Regions from separate parts of the Homo sapiens genome. Here region 2 is linked to region 1. Evidence: read pairs that join two places in POLR2A ChIA-PET (ENCODE). Cell type or tissue: Panc1. All regions are shown on one strand. Each heading gives the region's core, and the rest is flanking DNA. Links, peaks and the distances in the headings are about the cores only. Region 1 has its middle 140 kb from the start of CAPN13. Region 2 has its middle 18 kb from the start of SNORA10B.

Region 1 (9,764 bases), core at 897-8,896:
ATGGGTGTTCTTCTCACACTAACCAGTGCTCCCTCCCTTCCTAGCTCCTTTCTCATTAGCGTAGCACTTGCTTTATCTCTGCTAGCAGGTTTTAAGGGTCTTATGAACAGGACTCCTAACTTGCACTTTTTTCTCCTGCAGAGCTCAGTACCATGCACTGCACATAGTAGGAGCTTAAAAATAGCTTGTTGAATGAAAGATCTGAACAAAGACTTGGAACAAAAGCATCACCTAGCAGGGGCTGGTCCCTTAGTAAGTTGTGTCTGCCTCTTCCAGACAACTCCTTGGCCTATTAACACTACCACCAATAATCAGTGAGTTGATTGTTTGCATTTGTGTAGTGTTCCCCACTGCCCAGCAAACCCTCTCACTTGGTCCTTACAATAATCCTTCTCATCTAAATGTTAACCAAACACAGGGGTGAAAGCTCCTGTCCCCGCAGCAAGTTGACCAGGTGGGATGGCTCTGTGTCCTCCTGGATGACCAAATGGTCAAGGCCCATGTGGGTGTTCAGGAACGCAGGCCCAGCAGCTGCACACAGTGGTAGGAACCGTGAGACCAGGACTGTGTGCAATGAAACAAACAAAGCTTCCTCAGCTTGAGGGCTTTTCTGGTTCCCCATAGGGAGACTGTTAAAAGCTCAACTTCAAACTTTAGGGGACCTCTCAGCCCACATCTGGAGGCCATTTCACATCCAGCTCACATCTCCGGGAAAAGCAGCCTGCATTTCATCCTGCTCCAAGTCCTCCCTTTACTGGTCTGGCCTGCATTCCCTGCTCCTCAGGGTCAGAATGAGAAGCAGGCACATTGACTTGAGTGAACTCATTTGCTCTCCCGGTGCCTCTGCACCTGCTCCCTCCTGGGCTATGAATCCAGCCGTTTCCACAGCAAACAGTCATAAACAGCCGGAAGGGGACCAGGGCTTCAGGTGCAGGAGGAGGAATAGGGAGTAGCTGCAAACACTTTGGCAAGGCCCACTTTCACACAGATGGTTTTAGCCATAAACCGGGGGGAACTGCAAAGCAAGGAGTCGGCCAGGTTACTAACGACAAAGCCTGCAAAGTGCATTAGGCCGAGGCTCAGACAGTGACTCAGAACTTCCTCAGAGTGCTGGGCTCCACCTCACACAAGCTGGGGTGGGAGAGGGGCTGGAGGCTTCAGGGACGTTGGGTGTGCAGATCAGGAAGTTCAGGCGGACAAGACCCTACTTGTGCAAAGACATGGACACCCCAAATTCCCAAGTCCATGCTCTGTTGTGGCATCAGTCCCCTTTCCTAAATTCTACTTAGCAGCATTCCTGAAATGTCTCTAGTTCACCTACTGTGTGCAGGCTTTGTGACTAAGACACAATGTCTGCACTCTTGTTTCCAACCGTGTGGGTGATGGGTGCATGCACAGCTGATGATAAACAGGTCAGATTGTGTCTTGCACTGGGGCAGGGGTACAACATGCAGGGGAAGCACAAAGTGGAGCGGAATGGAGTCATTGGTCTCAGGCCTATGGGACAGGTCCTTGAAGGAGGTGGAAGTGAGGTGACCCTTCATAGGTGGGTAGGATTTGGATAGGCATGGAAGGGATAGCACAGTGCAGTACAGGGAACAGCATCTGCAAGGAAGGGGATGGAATGTGCCAGGCAAGCCATGTCCTGGGAATGGCAAAGAGCCTAGTGTCCTGGAGCGTGGCATGGTTTTGGCCATAAGCAGGGAGGATGGTGCTGGAAATGTACGTAAACCCAGACCAGGGAGGGCCCAAAATGGCAGGAATAAGGAAATTATTGAGAGTATTTTACATGTGAATTAGTTACCAACTTTTATAAATAAAGAGATTTCATAGACAAAGTTGGGTTCTTGCATCTTGTGAAAGTCTAAAAGGTCTGGCAATTTGGGGTCTCCATTCTCTTGCAGCTATACTTAGCTATAGCTGGGCGGTGGCTGCTCCTAAGCAGGACAAGCATCCTCCAATCTGCCCCAGTCCTCCCCATTCCCTGTGGTGGCCCTTTTATCAACTCAACCTGGCCTGCAACCCTTTGGTCATCTACCTGCCCTTCATGGAGTTTGTGGTCTCTACTGTAGACCCTGAGGAGATGCCAGCGATGCCAATGGATGGTGGGAAATTCCTGCCTCATTGTGTTTAGGAAAATATTTTGAGCACAGTGAGAAGTCTGTAGCTTGGAGTCAGTAAGGCCAGTGAGGTGTTCTTGAAAGAGTCCTTGTGGAAAACGAGATATCCAGAAGGCCAAAGCAGGGGAAGCAAGGAAAGGGCAGATTGGGAAGAAATTCAGAAGTGTGACTGGCTTTGATCATGGATTAGGTGAGGAGAGTGAAGAAGAGGGAGAAGGAGCTGAAGTGAACTCCAGGATTTCAAGATTAGGATTCAGAGCAGAAGGTAGAGTCATTCAAGGAGGTAGATGTGCGAGGCAGTGCTAGGCTCTGGAAGGGGATGGTTGGCCCTGCTCTGGCGTGTGCAGTTTGAGGTTCTGGGCAGAGACTGGAGACTCAGATTTGTGATTCTCTGCAGAGATGACATTCATGGGGACAGGTGTGGTCAGAAGGGCCCTGCTAAGGGAGGAGGTGGAAGGGAGCCATGGTTCCTCACTGCTCCACTGGCAAGCTCAGCTCCCACCCTGAGACATTCATCACAGCTTGTGTTGTGAGGATTCCTTTCTGGAGTTGTTTCCTCCCCAAATCTGTATGTAGAAATCCTAACATGGTATTCACTAATGTGAGGGTATGTAGAGGTGGGAGGTGATTAGGTCATAAGGTTGGGGTGGAGCCTTCATGAATGGAATTAGTCCTCTCATAAAGGAGACACCAGCGAAACCCCTCACCCCTTCAGCCATGTGAGGACACAGCGAGGAGATGGCCACCTCTGAGCCAGGAAGTGGTTCCTCAGCCAACACTGAATCTGCCTGGATCTTGGACTTCCCAGACTCCAAAACTGTAAGAAGTAAATGTGTGTCATTTAAGCCACCCAGTCTGTGGCGTTTTTGTTGTAGCAGCCCAAACAGGCTAAGACAATCTTCCTAAGCACATTCTTTACCTGAAAATATGTGTCCTTCAGGGGCACGGCGATGGCCACCACTGCTTCTCAGGCACAGACGGGCAGAGGGTGTGGGCCAGGCTGGGCCTGAGTCACACGGAATAATTTCGTCTCTTGCTCCTCTGAAGCATTCCTGGGGGATGGGGTGGGGTGGGGTGGGGCTGAGTCATTTGAGCCCCTCCAGCAGATGGTGGAGGGCAGTGAGTCACAGCTCTGGTTCTCAATCAGAAGCAGAGTAGAGGCCTGAAGAGAATGCATCTATGGCCAGGTCTGGGATGCCCAGCTTGCTGGTAACTGCCTCTTAAACAATGACAGTTGTGGCTGCCACTGTGGGAAGCTTCACTGTTGAGACTTTCACATGTGTTTCCTCACTGGATCTCAGTTTCTAATTATACCTTCCTTTGTGTGGATATTTAATGGTCGTATCCACACTAGACTGTGTGGGAGCAAGGACTGGCTCTAGTTTTGCTCATTGTCGGATCTTTGGCATTGAATCCATTTAAAATGGAAGACTGAATGAACACATTAATGAATGGCTCCATTTGGTGTTAAATTTTAATATAATGTATGTGTATGTGTAACCTATTTATAAACATTTACATGCTATTTCATACATGGAATAACTTTGGAAAAATAAGAATATACCAGACATGAAAATTGAGCTTGACTCCTAGAAACAGAGGCTGGGGATTCCTGGGTGATAGGAAAATATATTTTCACTTCATGTGTTCCTGTCTCTCCCCCATCATCCTGCTTTTACAATGAGCAAAAAAAGTTTACAGAGTAGATTATACTAATCGCATTGTTCCACAACTCTCTCTTCCACTGAACCCAATATGGGGGGTATCTTTTGTGTCTGTCAGCCTGGCCTTGATTTTGCATCCTTATGGGCTGCTGATCCACATTCCAGCTCTCTTCAAGCCCACTCTCTGTTGGGTGGACTCCACACTTGGGTTTGGGGATGCTGGTTTGCCCCTCACCTCTTGGGTGCTGTATCAATTTCTTGAGGAGGCATGGCCTGCATTACAGCTGGCTGGGATCTGGCTATTCGAAGTGGACGAGGTGGGAAAGTGGCAGAAGTGAGTGCTGTCCTGAGGACCCCAGACAGATGAAAGATGCAGTCCAGGCTGAGTAAGGGGAGAAGTCAGAGTCCAGTAGAGCCAGAAAGCTGTGGGGTGGTGTGCACTGTGTGCTGGATGATCCTGATGGGCAGGCTGGGGCTTCCAAAAAGAGGGAGGACTCTGTCTAGCTAGGCCTCTTGGTCCCTGATGCCAATGATGGATGGTTTTTTTCACAAGCTCTACAAATCCAGAGCCAGTCTTTTCTGCCAGTTTCCCCTCCTGCAGACCTTAGACAGGATCCAGATCTCCCAGCCGTTGTCCAAGGAAGCTGCAGGCAGGAGACAGTGGACGTGCTTGAGAAACTTTAACTTGGGAGTCACAAGACTGGGATACAGTCTTGGCTCTACTAGTTACTCATGCAACCCCTCTGAGCCCTGTTAAATTGAACTAAATTTGGCCTGAGGCTGCCTTCCTACTTTGAGTTCATACATAGCAAACTGCAACTTAACTTTGTATGTAAACAAACTGCAACTTCACTAAGAGTATATTCCTGTAACAAATAGCTGAGTTTCAGCCAGTTAGAGCAGCTGAGCTTCAGCCAATCACAGGCTACCAACTGATCAGATCATGTCCTTATAAGGCAAATGCCCAGCTGTAATCAGTCAAGCGTTCTGTGTGTCACTTCCTTTTTCTATCTGTAAATACTGCCTGCTCACGTTGCCAAGTGTAGCTCTCTGAACCTCTCCTGGTTCTGAGGACTGCCTAATTCATGAATCATTATTTGTTCAAATACACTGCTCAATTTAATTTATCTAATTTTTTTCTCTTACCAGCCCAAATTGACTTCCATTATATCAGGTTTTAGGATATATTCACTTAATAGCATGCAAAGTGGTTTCATATGATTATTTTAATTTTCCTTTCTATGTTTACTCCGCCTGTTTCTTTGTTATTTGTATCTTCTTTTTCATTTCTCAATTTACTCTTTTCAAAGGACCAGCTTTTGGATTTATGTATTGGTACTATGTTTCTCTGTTATCAAATTAATTACTTTGTTTTTATATTTTCCTTCCTGCTGTTTTTCTCTTTCTGAACTGAATCTTATTCACCTGTTTTATTATTTTTTTTTTTTACTGATTTTTCCTCTGAGCACTGCTTTATTTATATCCTCATTGGATTTAACGTGTGTACTTTATTATTTTAATACACACACTTAATTCTATTTGTTTCTATTTTCCCCTTTACCCTAAGAGTAAGGAGTTTATTAATTTAGAAAGGAGTTTATTAATTTTCAGATGAAAAGAATGTTTTTATTATATTGTTATTCATTTTTAATTTTATTACATTTATTGTGACTAGACTATTTATTGAGGTTCTCTTTGTGGCTTAATGTAAGGTTTTCATGAGTGTTTATCTTCACTTGGCATTGAAAAGGTGTGTTCTCTATTATTAGGATACAGTACTTGCCCTGTGATCTTACTAAGGTTGACTATAACTTGACCTATTTCTTTTTGTTTGTTTTCTTGATCTGCCCTAGACTGAGACATAAATTTAAATCTCTTATTATGTGTGTTTATCAATTTCTCCCGATTTTTTCCATAATTCTTACTATATAAAATTTGCTACTGTGTTGACTGCCATGTTCATAATTCTTACATCTGAGTTGTAAATTACAACCCTTGGCATTATAAAGTGTCTTTGTCTTGTATAGTGATTTCTGAACCCTCCCTTTCCTTACATTAACTTCATGAATCTTGATTTTTTTCATCTTGGCATTTACCTAGTGTGACATTGCCCATTCTTTTATTTTCAGCCTTCCTGAATCATTTGGTTTTAGGTATGCCTTTTGCATGGTGCACAGAGTTTGGTTTTGCTCTATGAGTCTATCTGAAATCTTCTTAAGAGGTGAATTTAGCACATTTACATTTATAGATATGACAAATACATTTGTTTAGGGTTTTGTCATATAATTTTTTTTTTTTGAGACAGGGTCTCACTGTTGCCCAGGCTGGAGTGCAGTGGCCCAATCTCAGCTCACTACAGCTTCTGCCTCCCAAATTCAAGCAATTCTCCTGCTTCAGCCTCCCAAGTAGCTGGGATTACAGGTGTGCCCCACCATGCCTAGCTAATTTTTTTTTTTTTTTTTTTTTTTTTTTTTTTTTTTTAGTAGAGACAGGGTTTCACCATGCTGGCCAGGCTGGTCTTGAACTCCTGGTCTCAAGTAACCTGCCTGCCTCAGCTTCCCAAAGTGCTGAGATTACAGGTGTGAGCCACCATGCTTAGCCTTGTCATATAATTTTATATCATGTTTCTTGTTTTTACTTTTAATTTTTACTTATCTTTTAGTTTTTTACCCTGTGGCTTTTATTCTTTTATTTATTCTTTTATTCTTTTTTCCCTTTGTCCTTTTTTTTGTGTGTGTGGTTCTTCTCATGTTAAGAAGGTGAATTGTTGTTGTTTTTCTAGTATTTACCTTTAAGATTAAAGCTTTATGTATGGCCTTAGCTTTCCTTAGGCAGAATATATTAGTTCTTTTCTATAAACAAGAATAAAACTAGCATGCTTCCTTTTCCCTTTCCTCTACCATGCTCTCCTGGTTAATGAAATTATCTTTTTGCATTTATCTTCACCAGGTTAAATATGCACATACTTCTATTGCCTAACCAGTTTTTTTAATTATCACATGTTACAGAGAAGGCAATTAGCAAAACTTACTTTGTTTCCAATATTTTTTACCCCTCTTCTTCACTTAAAATAATTGTATTAACTATATATTGTCAGAACAGATTTTTATATTTTGACTTGTGACTCACATCTCCATTGTTCCTTTCGTTTTTATAGTCCTGCTCTCGAGTTCACAATAAACAGCTTCAAATAATATTATACCATTAAACATGTAGTTTAAGAAGCTCAGCACAGTGTAATCCCATTTCCTCCCTCCCATTCTTTATGCTATTTTTGTCATATATTTTACCTGTTGTAAAGAGACTTTTAAAAGGAACAAAACGTCTTTTCTATTTATCCCCATTTTTACCAGTTCTAGCAATCTTCATTTTTTGTGGAGATCTAAGTTTCCATTTGATATATTCCTTCTGTCTGCAAAAGTTCCTTTACAAGTTTTTATAGTGAAGACCTGCGGGTAATGAATTCTCTCAGGTTTCTTTGCCTGAAAAAGTATTTATTTTGCCTTTGTTTTAAAAAGATATTTTTGCTGGCTATAAAATTATGAACTGACAGGTTTTTGGTTTCCTGCCCCTGCCCTCCCCAGCACTTTAAAGATGTTTTTCTAGCTCTGGTTTGCAGAGATTAAAAATCTGCTATAATTCTAATCTTTTCTCCTGTTTGCATGATTACCCTCCTCTTTGGTTGTTTTCAAGGTTTTATCTTTATCTTTGGGTTTCAGTGGTTTGACCATGATGAGCTTAAGTTTTGTTTTGTTTTTATTTATTCTTGTTGGGGTTTGCTAAGATTCATGGAATTATGGTTTGTTGCTTTGAATTAATTTTGGAAAGTTCTTAGACATTGTATATTCAAATAGTTCTCTTTTCACTCTTTTTTTCTTTTTTTTCTTTTTCTTTTTCTTTTTCTTTTGAAGCCGGATTCTCACTCTGTTGCCCAGGCTGGAGTGTAGTGGCACGATCTCAGTGCACTGCAACCTCTGCCTGCCTGGTTCAAGCAATTCTTCTGCCTCAGCCTCCTGAGTAGCTGGGATTACAGGTACCCACCACCACACTCAGCTAATTTTTGTAGTTTTAGCAGAGACAGAGTTTAACCATGTTGGTCAGGCTGAACTCGAACTCCTGACTTCAGGTGATTCACCTGCCTCGGCCTCCCAAAGTGCTGGGATTACAGGCATGAGCCACTGCGCCTGGCCCTGGCTCTCTTTTTCTTCTGGGATCCCAGTGTTAGATCATTGATATGGATATTGTCCACAGCTTTTGGATGCTCTTCTCAATTGTTATTTTATTGTTTCCATTTTTGCCTCTTTGTGTTTCAATTTGGATAGTTTCCATTGATTGACCTATCTTTAAGTTCACTGTTTCTTTCCTCTGTTACATACAGTCTGCTTAAAAGCCATCAAAGAAATTCTGTATCTTTTTTTTTATTTTTGGCATTTCTATTTGATTCTCTTTTATAATTCTACCTCTGCTGAAATTCTCCATTTGTTCACATACGTTGTCCACCTTTTCCACTAGACCCCTTTCCACCAACTAATCATAATTATTTTAAAGCCCCTGATAGTTCCAGCATCCGTGCTGTCTCTGGGTCTGGTTCTGTGAGTTGTTTTATCTCTTTACAATAGGTTGTTTATTTTCTGGCTTTTTTGTGTGTCTCGTAAATGTGTGTATGAGCGTGTCTTTGTAGTTTTAAAAACTGTGTTCCAAACACTGTGTGTGAATAACAGTAAAGATTGAGGTAACTTGTGTTTATGCCAGGAAGTAGGTATCCCTCTGCATCTGCCAGGCTGTTAGTGTGGGGGGTCGAGTCAATTAAAATCAGTAGCTGTGCTGGGTTTTAGTTTTGTAGTTGTAATAACTTACTTCAGGGCAACACATACTTCAAATTCCTCCAGTGGTGGGTTGCTGCTGTCTTGTATCAGTGTTTCTACTTCCTGCTCAGCTTTCAGGGGGACTTGCATGCCTCCACCACAGAGGGGAGCTCTCTATGTTTTTCTGTTATTGCTCATTACTCAGCACAAGGCTCATACTGGGGGCAGGTGGGGTTCTCCATTTTTCTCATTTACTCTTAGTCTTAGGCAGGCTCCGTGCACCTGGCCCTCATTATTCTTGCTTCTCCCTTTTGTGGCATCTATACCTTGCCTCATGCCTGTGGGGCATCTTAGACAGGGGAGAGCTGCCTGCCTCACTATGGTCCCAACTCCAGTGATATCAGACCTGTGCTTTTTATCAGTGCAGAATCCTGGGACTGAGTGGGTTTCTTGCCACTCACCAGTAGCAGACAAGGAGCAGAAGAGTTTCCAACCCCTCCTCCCATGTCAAATGGCCTTTCCTTTTACCTTCAGCCAGGGAAAGTGATTTTTGCCTGGGCCCTTGATTTCCTGTCCTTCCAGTATCTTAAGGCTTTTTCCTTGTAAAAGAGAAGGGTCTGGGAAGTGGCTGGAGTTTTGTGCCTGTCCTCCAGTGGGAGTGAATTACCCAAGTTTTAAACCTATTGCCATTAAGAAAGGTCATCTTCTTCCCCTATTCTGTTTCAAAAGTACTTGACCGAAGGTCATGGTAAAGAGTTGTGAGTGAGGGCTTCAAGACAGTAACGGAAATTATCCAAAATTAAATAGACAGAGAATAAGGTCTCTACTTTTCAGTGGTACTGGAACAATGGATATGCATTTGCACACAACAAACAAATAAACTTTAATTCATGTATGTCATTATATCTAAAAATTAACTCAAAATGGATCATATACCTAAATGTAATACTTAAAACTATAAAACCTCTAGAAGAAAACATTGGAGAAAATATTTGTAAATTTGAGTTAGGCAAAGACTTTAAAAAATATGACACCAAAAGCACAACCCATGAAAGAAAGAATTAACACACCTGACTTCATCAAAATTAAAAACCTCTGCATTTAAAAAGATACTGTGAAAAGGATGAAAAGAAAAGCCACAGGTTGGAGGAAAGTATCTGCAAAGCAAAGATTTG
Region 2 (9,764 bases), core at 1,189-9,188, 500 kb before region 1:
AAAGGAATAAAATATTTCAGTCCCTTTCAAGTGAGTCAGGTTCTGTGTTAGAGAAGGCTCCTTAGGGCAGCAACAGGAAGCGAGTTTCAAAGTTTGAGGGGACGGTATTTTTAAGAAATGGGCTAATGAGTAAAACATTCAAATGATCCTGCTAAAGTTTACACTGAAAAAATGTTTTTAATTAAAAAAAAAAAAAAATCAGCTGGAAGCTTTGCTACCAGAAAAGTACCAGTAGGTGGCATGAGTGTGCAAGAAATTCCACTCAACCACCAGTCAAACCTATCTTTTGGAAAAGAGAAACGTTGGGGCAGTCAGTTCTTGTTGCTGTTCGTCCTCTAGGGTGCAGTACCAGGAGCTGATGCAAGGGACCGTCTTACTGCAATGGCACGACATCATTGGGCAGAATCGAATTATGGAGAAAATGCTTTGCAGACTATCAAGTGCGATGCAATAGTACTGTTTCCTCTTTGTGATACATGATTTTTTTTCTGCAATGTTTGTTTTAGTATCTAAAGCTTTAGCTTATACAACTTCAAAAATGTTTTTTGTCGAAAACTATGTTTTAATATTGGCTTTTAATTTGGTAATGGTAACCTGAGGCCTCAGAAAATTAAATGTCACAGTGTGACTTTGAAGTTAACCTCTGGAAGCTCCATTTCCTCGACTTTAAAATATGAAAAATAATTTCTAGAGAACATGTGTGAGGACTTTATAAGCTGTATGGAATTCTAAAAATGATATATATTACAATAACTTGAATGAGGTTCAGTGTTACTTAACCGGTAGTGTAGGCTCCAGTTGCTGCAAAGAATTTTCCCGTTCATTTCTCCATTCAGCAGTGCTTGAGTGCCTGTTATGTGTGTCAGGCAGTATAGTAATAGAACAACACCTGGCACCTGTTTCCCAGCGGCCAGATGAAGGATATTTGCAAAGCCAGTAAAATTACTGAATGCATTCCTGCTGCAGGAAATGAAAGGTATTCAGCGTAGGGGTGCATGAACTCATGAAGCAGAATAAAAGGTCTTTCCTCTTCCAGCAATTGCTTAATGTCTGCATTAGAAACAAGGAAGCCTTTCAGATTAAGTGAAAATAAATCTATTTCCATGTGTAAGAGATTCTGAAATTGGCTTAACTATACACCCTAAAACAAGCTTTATCTGTCTCCCTTGCAGAAACAAATATAAATCAGCAATTTTGGGGCATACGCCAATAGGAACACTGACACCTCTGGCAGCCAGGCCAAGCAGAGGGCTTCTGTAACAGTGAGAGGCAAGGAGTCAAGGCTCAGAGCTGCCTTTGCACAAGAAACATCCCAGGTAAAGCATGACGATGGATTGCAGGGAGGAAGGGAGGTGAAATTCAAAGAATAGTAAATCCGTAGGACCTCAGGTTTAGCCATTGGTTGTGATCAGTGTCAGTGATCTCCAACTTAAATGCCTCCAGGTGCCAGGTCACTCAAGAAGTGGGCCTATGGTAGACAGCTGAAATCAGGGCTAACGGGGTGAGCAGGGAAGAGCATGTACCCCTTAAAGATGGTCACTTTCAATTTAAGAGAAAATTCTAGCCAAATACAGTTTATTCTTTGGGCCTTAGGGGCTTCAGTTTATATTCTTTAATTTAGTCTAACCTCCCATTTTAAACATTTGGAACCTAAGGCCAGGAGAAGTGAAGTGACTAAGCCAAGTTCTCATTGTGAGGAGCAGAGACATGACTACCCAGGGTGAGACATTTCACCTTAACAAAGCACAGCAGAGTATGCTAAACGTCTTACAAATGTAGTAATATTTTCAAAACCTGGTGAGGCAAACTGGCAAAGAGTGGGGACCCTGTAACCGGAGTGCCTGTGCGTGAATCCCAGCTTTCACACATGATCACTACGCCCTGAGGCAAGTTTCTTCACCTTTCTGTACCTCTGTTCCCTCATCTCTAAAACAGGGTTAATAATAGTACTACCTTCATAGGGTTGTTGTGAGGCTAAAATGAGATAATAGATGTAAAGTGCTTAGACCAATGACTGGCCCATAACTATCATCACTCCCATTTATAGATGAAAATGGATGCTCAGAGGTTAAGGTCACACAGTTTTACTTAGAGGTCAAGCGTGTGTGTGCGCACAGACAGCTGATGTGGAACTCCCTTTTAGATGCCTGATTTCCAAGCCTGACCATCTAAGCCCCACATCTGCCATAACCAGACTTGGGAAGGAAAACAAAAGGAGGGACTGGTACAGATCCCAGAGCGAGGTGCCAGTTGTTTCTTTCCACTTTTCAAGAGTAGCTAGGCTTCTAGAAAAGCAAGCAAGGATGAAGTAGTTGACATATATCAGTGTTTCTCCAATTTGAGCATGCATAAGCCTCACCCACAAGGTGTGTTAGAACAGCCTGCTGGCTGCACTCCCAGAGATTCTGATTCCTCAGGGCTGGGTGGGGCCTGAGAACCTGCATTTCTAACTAGTAGATGATGCTGGTGCTGCCAGTCCAGAGAGCACACTTTCAGAACCACCGACATACCTCTTTTTCTAATCCTCAAAATAAGCTTATGAGCTTGGCATCATCTCCATTTTCTTATAGAGAAAACCGAGTTCAGAGCATATGGCTGACTCATCCAACAGCACACTATTTTAAAGGAATGGAATTGATCTTAAGTCTAGTTGGTCTGCCTTTGAAGCTCTTTGTCCTGTGCTTTTCCTACCTCACCATGCGAGATGAGGCATGAGCATTTATGCTCTCCCAGGCACAGAGCTGTGGGCCAGAAGAACAAAGATGCACAGGATCTCTGTCGTGAGGAGGAGCATGTGGGTGGAGAAAATGTGAGGACGGCTTCTCTGGAGAAGGGAAGGCCTAACCACCAGTTGCTACCATCTTCCTTCCTAGTCCACCAACTGCCTTACCTCCCCTACCTCACAGCTGCATAGTTGGACCAGTCACAGCCATGACACCTGCCTTCACTGGCTTTTCCCTCCCTGCCCTGTGAGGCCCCATCTGCCTCCATAGGTTCGTTGCCCTCAAAGCTTCAGTCACGCCAAGTCCTCGTTCATCCCGAAAGTGGCACGCTCTCTCCAGCTTGCTCTGCTGCATTCGGTCTTTCTTCTGACTCGGATGTCTACTTCCTGCTTTCCCTGGAATTCTCCTACTTGTCCTCGAAGACTCAACTCCTCCGGCCACCCATCTCTCATGCCCATCAGTGTCCCTTCCTGAGAAACTCTGGCTTACCCCTTTCATAGCACTTGTGTACATGGTTGTACAATTATTTACTGGTCTACTTCTCCTTCTATGCTAAATTTCTAGTCTCAACCAACTTTTATCTCTAAGTCTTCAAGAGCTTCAATACTTGTCTACACATTAGATTCACCTAGGTATCTTTAAAAAATTCCAAAGCCAGGCCACTTCAGGCTAATTAAGTCACAATCTTTGAAGGTGGAACACGCCATCAGCATTTTTCAAACCTCACCAGGTGATTCCAGTGTGCAGACAAGCTTGGTAAGCACTGAAACAGAGTTTTAAAATAAGTGCAGGATGAGTTTTGTGGGTGGTTGGATGAGTGGATAATTAGATGGCTGATGGATGGATGGATGGATGGATGGATGGATGGATACATGGATGATGAAGCTGAAGGGTGAAACAGAGTGCCAAGCAAGCAGAAGGAGAAGTGGTTTCAGTAAGAGCTAACAGCATAAGAAAAAGCCCAGAGTAACAAGGTACACAGGAACTGATAGAAGACAAAACTAACAAGGTAGTGAGGGGGCACACTGCAAAGGGCCTGACCTGCCATGCTCAGGAATTTGAATTTGCTGCTGTCGGTGATGGAAGCCATAGAAGGATTATACGTAGAAGAGTGAAATGGTCAAATATATTTTTTAGAAAGCCAGTTGGCAATTGTGAGACCTTACTGGAACAGGGAAAGGCAGGAGGCAGGAAAAAAATGATTTTTCTGCTCAACCCTCCTGCTAGAGACTGGCCTCTAGGAGGCTGGTCAGCTTTCAGGAGCAGCAGCCCACTGAAAGCTGATCATGAGACCACTGGAAGCCATGGGGTGGCTGTGGTGTTCCTGATCTTTAGCTGCTGGCAGAACTAGGACTCAAATCCAGGTCTTCCTGCCTCCAAGTCTCATAACTCTTTATACTTACTTCAAATTAGCAGCTCCTCCAGATGGTTTCTCTCACTCAATACCCTCATGGGAAAAGTGAGAATTGACTAATTTATACACAAGGGCAAACAGACATTGATTCATCAGTGGCCAGTGATAATCAACGTTAACCCTGCCAATGAAGCCATTTGCTTTGGGAACCAAACTGCAAAGAGAAGCACAGTGGTGAAGCCATTAATCATGCTTTCCTATTTTGTCTCCTTTTTAATTTTTTTGTAGAGATACGGGTCTCTCTATGTTGCCCAGGCTGGTCTTGAAATCCTGGACTCAAGTGATCCTCCTGCCTTGGCCTCTCAAAGCACTGAGATTACAGGCGTGAGCCACCTAACCCAGCCGATTTTGTCTTCTATTTAATCAATTAATCAGCTCTCTGATACTCTAGCAATTATCCTCTGAATTGGGTTTCCCTGTGTTATCCAGGAGGCAACTCACCTTGCTGCCACCGCATTTTCTCTGAAGCTACATTTTTCTTCTGGCCAGATACATGCTGGAGTGTCTTTTCTTCTCCCTAATTCCCCAGACTAGTGACCCAGAAAGGCAAGGGCATGGGGAAGAATATGCGAGCTGGAGTCAGAGGAGGCTTCAAGCTCTCCACTGGGTTTCCTGCTCCCCCAACCTGGTGGGCTCCCTTGCCACATATGGAGAAGGTCCCAAGCCTACACCTGGGAGGGCCAATCAGACCCCATGTGCTCGCTCTGTTTTTTTATTTTTCTTTCTTTCTTTTTGTTTTCTTTTTTAAACTTTTGCAGAGATAGGGTCTCCCTATGTTGACTAGGCTGGTCTCGAACTCCTGGGCTCAAGTGATCCTCCAGCCTTGGCCTCCTCCCAAAGTGCTGGGATTACAGGCATGAGCCACCACACCCGGCCTTCTGTTGTTGTTTTTTTGTCCTTTCTTTTCCCTTCTTTCCTCATCTGGTAATTTATTTTTCTTTCTCCCTTCTCTTTTATTTCTGTTTATTTTCTCTCGTCTTTCTTCTGCAAGCATCCTCCTTTGCTTACGGCTACTTCTTTCCCATTCATCTCCTGTCACCTTCCCCAGGGCTGTCACACTCAGATTTTGCCCCGACCAGGAGTGCCTGGCCAAGGAGGAGAGTGTGGATTGAGCTCGCCAAGCCAAGCACCTAGCCACCCTGAAGGGGATGCCTTTTCTAACAAGCAGGAGGTGCTACAAGGACTGGCTACCTGGCTCTTTTGCACTCTCTCCTTTCTGTGTCTGTCTCCTCTGTTCTGGAGCAATGTGATGGAGAGGACAGAGCATGAGCTCTGGAGTCAGGCCTCTGTTTAAATCCTGGCTCTGCCATTTACTGATTCTGTGACCTCGACCACGTTTTTGACCTCCCTGAACTTCAATTTCCTCATCTGTGCACACCTCCTGGATTGTTAATCCTAAATGCCTAGGGAGGCATTCAAGCACGGTGAACACAGTGCACAGTCTTATGAGTGTGAATGCTGACCCAACCTCTTACTAGCTGTGTGACCGCAGTACCCAACCTCTCTAAGCCTCAGTTTTCTTTCGTTTTTCTTTTTTTTTTTTTCTGAGATGGAGTCTTGCTCTGTCGCCAGGCCGGAGTTCAGTGGCGCGATCTCGGCTCACTGCAACCTCTGCCTCCTGGGTTCAAGCGACTCTCCTGCCTCAGCCTCCCAAGTAGCTGGGATTACAGGCACGTGCAACCACGCCCGGATAATTTTTTTTTTTTTAATTTTAGTAGAGACGGGGTTTCACCATGTTGGCCAGGATGGTCTCGATCTTCTGACCTCATGATCCGTCCACCTCGGCCTACCAAAGTGCTGGGATTACAGGCATGAGCCACCAGGCCTGGCCTCTAAGCCCCAGTTTTCTAACCTCTTCAATGAGATGATAACCAGACCAAATTTGTAGGGTTTTTATGAAGATAAAGGAGGTAACTCAGGGAAAGTACTTAACATCTGGACACATAGTAAACATGAAATAACTTCCAATTGTACATTATGATTGTTGTTGCTATATATTACTTGTACACCACCTAGCTCATGGTAGGTACTTGTGGTATCCAGCCTCCAAGATGCCCCCAGTCAGGCCTTGAGATGACTGCAGCCCTGGCTGATGTACGATGGCAGCCTCATGGGAGACCCAGAGCCAGAACTGGCCAGCCAAATTGTCTGAGTCCATTGGGGGATCTTATAACAAAACACATAAATTGGGTGGCTTATAACTAAAAAGCATTTATTTCTCACAGTCCTGAAGGCTGGGAAGTCCAGGGCCCCAGCAGATTCAGTGTCTGGTGAGGGCCTGCCTCCTTACAGATGGTGCCTTCTTGCTGTGTCCTCATACGGTGGATGGGAAAAATTCTGGTCTCTTCCACCCCTTATAAAGGCACTAATCCCATTCACAAGGGCTCCACTCTCATGACCTAACCACCTCTCAAAGGCCTCACCTCGTAATACCATTACACTGGGGATTCTGTTTCAACATGGGAATTTAGGGAGGATGTAAACATTCAGACCATAGTAACCACCAAATTCCTGACCCATAGAAACTGTGCATGATCAATTTTTATTGTTTTAAGCCACTCATTTGTTATGAAGCAAAAATTAACAAATACAATGCTTTAAAAAAAAAAGTCGGCCAGGTGCGGTGGCTCACACCTGTAATCCCAGCACTCTGGGAGGCCGAGGCAGGCGGATCACGAGGTCAGGAGATTGAGACCATCATGGCCAACATGGTGAAACCCCGTCTCTACTAAAAATACAAAAAATTAGCCAGGCGTGGTGGTGGGTGCCTGTAGTCCCAGCTACTCGGGAGGGTGAGGCAGGAGAATGGCATGAACCTGGGAGGCGGAGCTTGCAGTGAGCCAAGCGCCACTGCACTCCAGCTGGGCGACAGAGTGAGTGAGACTCCATCTCAAAAAAAAAAAAAAAAAAAAAAAATAGCCCCCTCTCCCTTCCAAGTGAGAGAAAACAGATTGGCATTTCCTTCTGCAAATCCATGCAGTCCAGCACGTGGTCAGCAGGGAGAGTCATTGGACCACGTTCTGGTCTAAATGTGTTGGCATTTTCCTCACTAAAGCAGTGAGCACACCCAGCTTAGGCCAGAGGAGATGCCAGACCAGTAAAGAAGAGGCCAGCCACCCCAGGCCCCTGCTCCATCAGTGAGCTGCTGGTGGCCCCAGGGGAATGCTCAGTCCCAAGAACCAGCTCAGAGCAGGCTCCTGCCCTGTACGAGGAAACCCAGAGAATGATTCTGAGACTTGCTTCATGGGCTTGAATACAACTCCCCAGTGGCCAAAGAACTCCTGTTCTTGGACTTGAGCAAAGACCCCAAGAAGGGTGCCATGGCCAGTGGCATCACTTGGGGAAGGGCACCTGTAACTCTTCCGAGTAACTCCTCTGCCCTTGAGAAGAAAGGGGCAGAGTACCTGACCCAAGTGACAGGTCTTGCTCCTTCTGCTGTCCTGTGTCAACCCCAGCCCCTGACGCTGTCAGTAACCACTCTTGTGGTTGCTTCATAACAAGCATGTGAGTCTCTGGCTGCAGGAGGGCAGAAGCATCTGATGACTGAGGATTTGGGGCCCCCCGTCAGACTCTGACATCACCATCCCTCCCCAATGCCCATTTGCAAACCCAAGTAGGGATCAAACCCAGCCTCAACTGGATCTGCCGCAACCTTAGAAGTGCTGTGAATCCACTCTAATCACCAGTTTAGATCATCAGGGACCATACCTAAGGACCAGCCAGCCAGCCCCAAAGAGGGCCACACAGCCAGCTGGAGTCAGGGCTGGAGAGTGCAGGGCCTACTTCCTTCCAGGAGAGGGGAGAGATGAGTGAAACAGCTGAGAAAACCCCCCTGCTTTCTTCCTGTGCCCTCCAGAAAGAACAGACAGCCCTTATGGCTTGCATCTCCCCAGAGCCTGAGACCCAGGGTATCAGGGCCTTCCAGGTCCTTCTGCTACATCTCCCTGGCCCAGTAAAGGCAGCACTTTGCAGGGGAGGGAGGAAAGAGTTGGACATATCCTGGATGCTTCACCTTATTCCTTGTTGGTGTATGGGGCTGGAGGTGAGAGGTCATCACAAGGGGTGAGAGGGTAAAAGTTAAGGTACTTTGAGAAGCCCCAGCCCCAGGAATGATCCCTGGCACCTACTCCCCCTTCCCATAGACTGGATAGGAAGCAGGACCACCCACCTCCCTGAGGGGACTTGTGGAAATGCAACAGAGGCATTTTTTTCTCATAATGTGGTGTGTTTAAGCATCTACACATTGTAATACATGCATATAAGTAACATTATAAATTACTTTTAATGTCTTTATATTACAGCACATTATTTATAATCATTGGAATTACATATATAGCCAGAATTTAATAATTGTAGAATAGCATATGCTTTAGTATTTGATAGGGTTAATCCACATTCATTCCTTTTGTTTTCAGAATTTGCCTGTTACCTGCATAGCAGGTGCTCAATAAATATTTTTATAAGTGAATGCTTCAAGGGGCTTATGGTCTGTAGGGCATGCTAAAACTAAGTAGATAAAAGAAACAGTGCCATAGGAATATATTCATTCAACAAATCATGATTGAGTGCCAACTACGTCTAAGGCACGATGCTAAAGGCTGTGCAGGACCCTCCAGAAGACTAAGTCACTATTTACATAGAAAACACAGCCATGTGCAAAATGAAGGGTGCTCTACAGCCATCAAGAAGCTGGGGTGGTCCCTTCTGGCCCAGGGAAGAAAGTGGAGAACTATGAGAGTCTAAGTGGTAGGCTTTGGGGAGAAGCTGCACATTTATGCATTTTTAGGAAAAGTCACCCAAAAAGGAGCTCTTTGGAATACCTATGCAAGATGGAAGAATTCTTCAATCCCAGGTACATTCACCTTTCCAATCCCTAGTCTTGTCAGGGGCTCTTTCCTGGAGTACATAAGAACAAAGAAAATCAGCAGAGCCTCTATCAGCCCACGATGGAGAGAATGCCCCCAAACATTTTGTTCTTTTTTTTTTTTTTTTTGAGGCAAGATCTCTCTCTGTTGCCTAGGCTGGAGTGTGGTGACACAATCACGGCCCACTGCAGCCTCCACCTCCTGGGCTCAGGCAATCCTTCCACCTCAGCCTCTCAAGTAGCTGGAACCACAGACACGTGCCACCATGCCTGGCTAATTTTTTTTTTTTGGTAGAGACAGGGTCTCACTACGTTGCCTAGGCTGGCATCAAACTCCTGGGCTCAAACAATCCTCCCACCTCGGTCTTCCCAAAATGCTGGTATTACAGGCGTGAGACACAGCACCTGGCCCCAAAAACATATTTAGAAGAACATTATGGCCTGCCTCCACATGAAAAATTTCTTGTCAGAAATGTGTTTGCCTCATTACAAAGAAACAACCTCCCCCCAGCATATTGGAATAGCTTTACCCGCTTCTCAGCAGTCACAAAATTGATTTTCTGTTCCCTCTTAACTCCCTCTGGACAGTGGAACTCAGTTATCAAGCATAACTTCCTGTTCTTTCGGTAACCCTATTTGGTGAAATTAGAATTAGGAGTTTAATTCAATGTAGTGCAAAGCCCAATGAGATTAACTTCATGGTTTCAAGACCTTCGCTAGGAAACAGAATCCTGCGTTCTCTATTTCTCTTTCAAAAATTGAC

The links. Peaks named below come from ENCODE experiments on the same cell type or tissue, not always from the same donor. Only the 100,000 strongest peaks of a DNase experiment are listed, where the experiment ranks them.
Region 2: POLR2A ChIA-PET joins it to region 1 with 11 read pairs; 4 of 35 experiments call an interaction of 5 or more read pairs at or near these places.

The regions. Positions count from the first base shown.
Region 1 is chr2:30,661,960-30,671,723 of GRCh38, forward strand. No RefSeq gene overlaps it. Among named protein-coding and RNA genes, the nearest start is that of CAPN13, 140 kb to the right of the region's middle. In Panc1, for the core only: no CTCF peak of the experiment used is centred there; DNase peaks (open chromatin) are centred at 4,457 and 4,732.
Region 2 is chr2:30,164,912-30,174,675 of GRCh38, forward strand. No RefSeq gene overlaps it. Among named protein-coding and RNA genes, the nearest start is that of SNORA10B, 18 kb to the right of the region's middle. In Panc1, for the core only: CTCF peaks have their summits at 7,087 and 7,292; no DNase peak of the experiment used is centred there.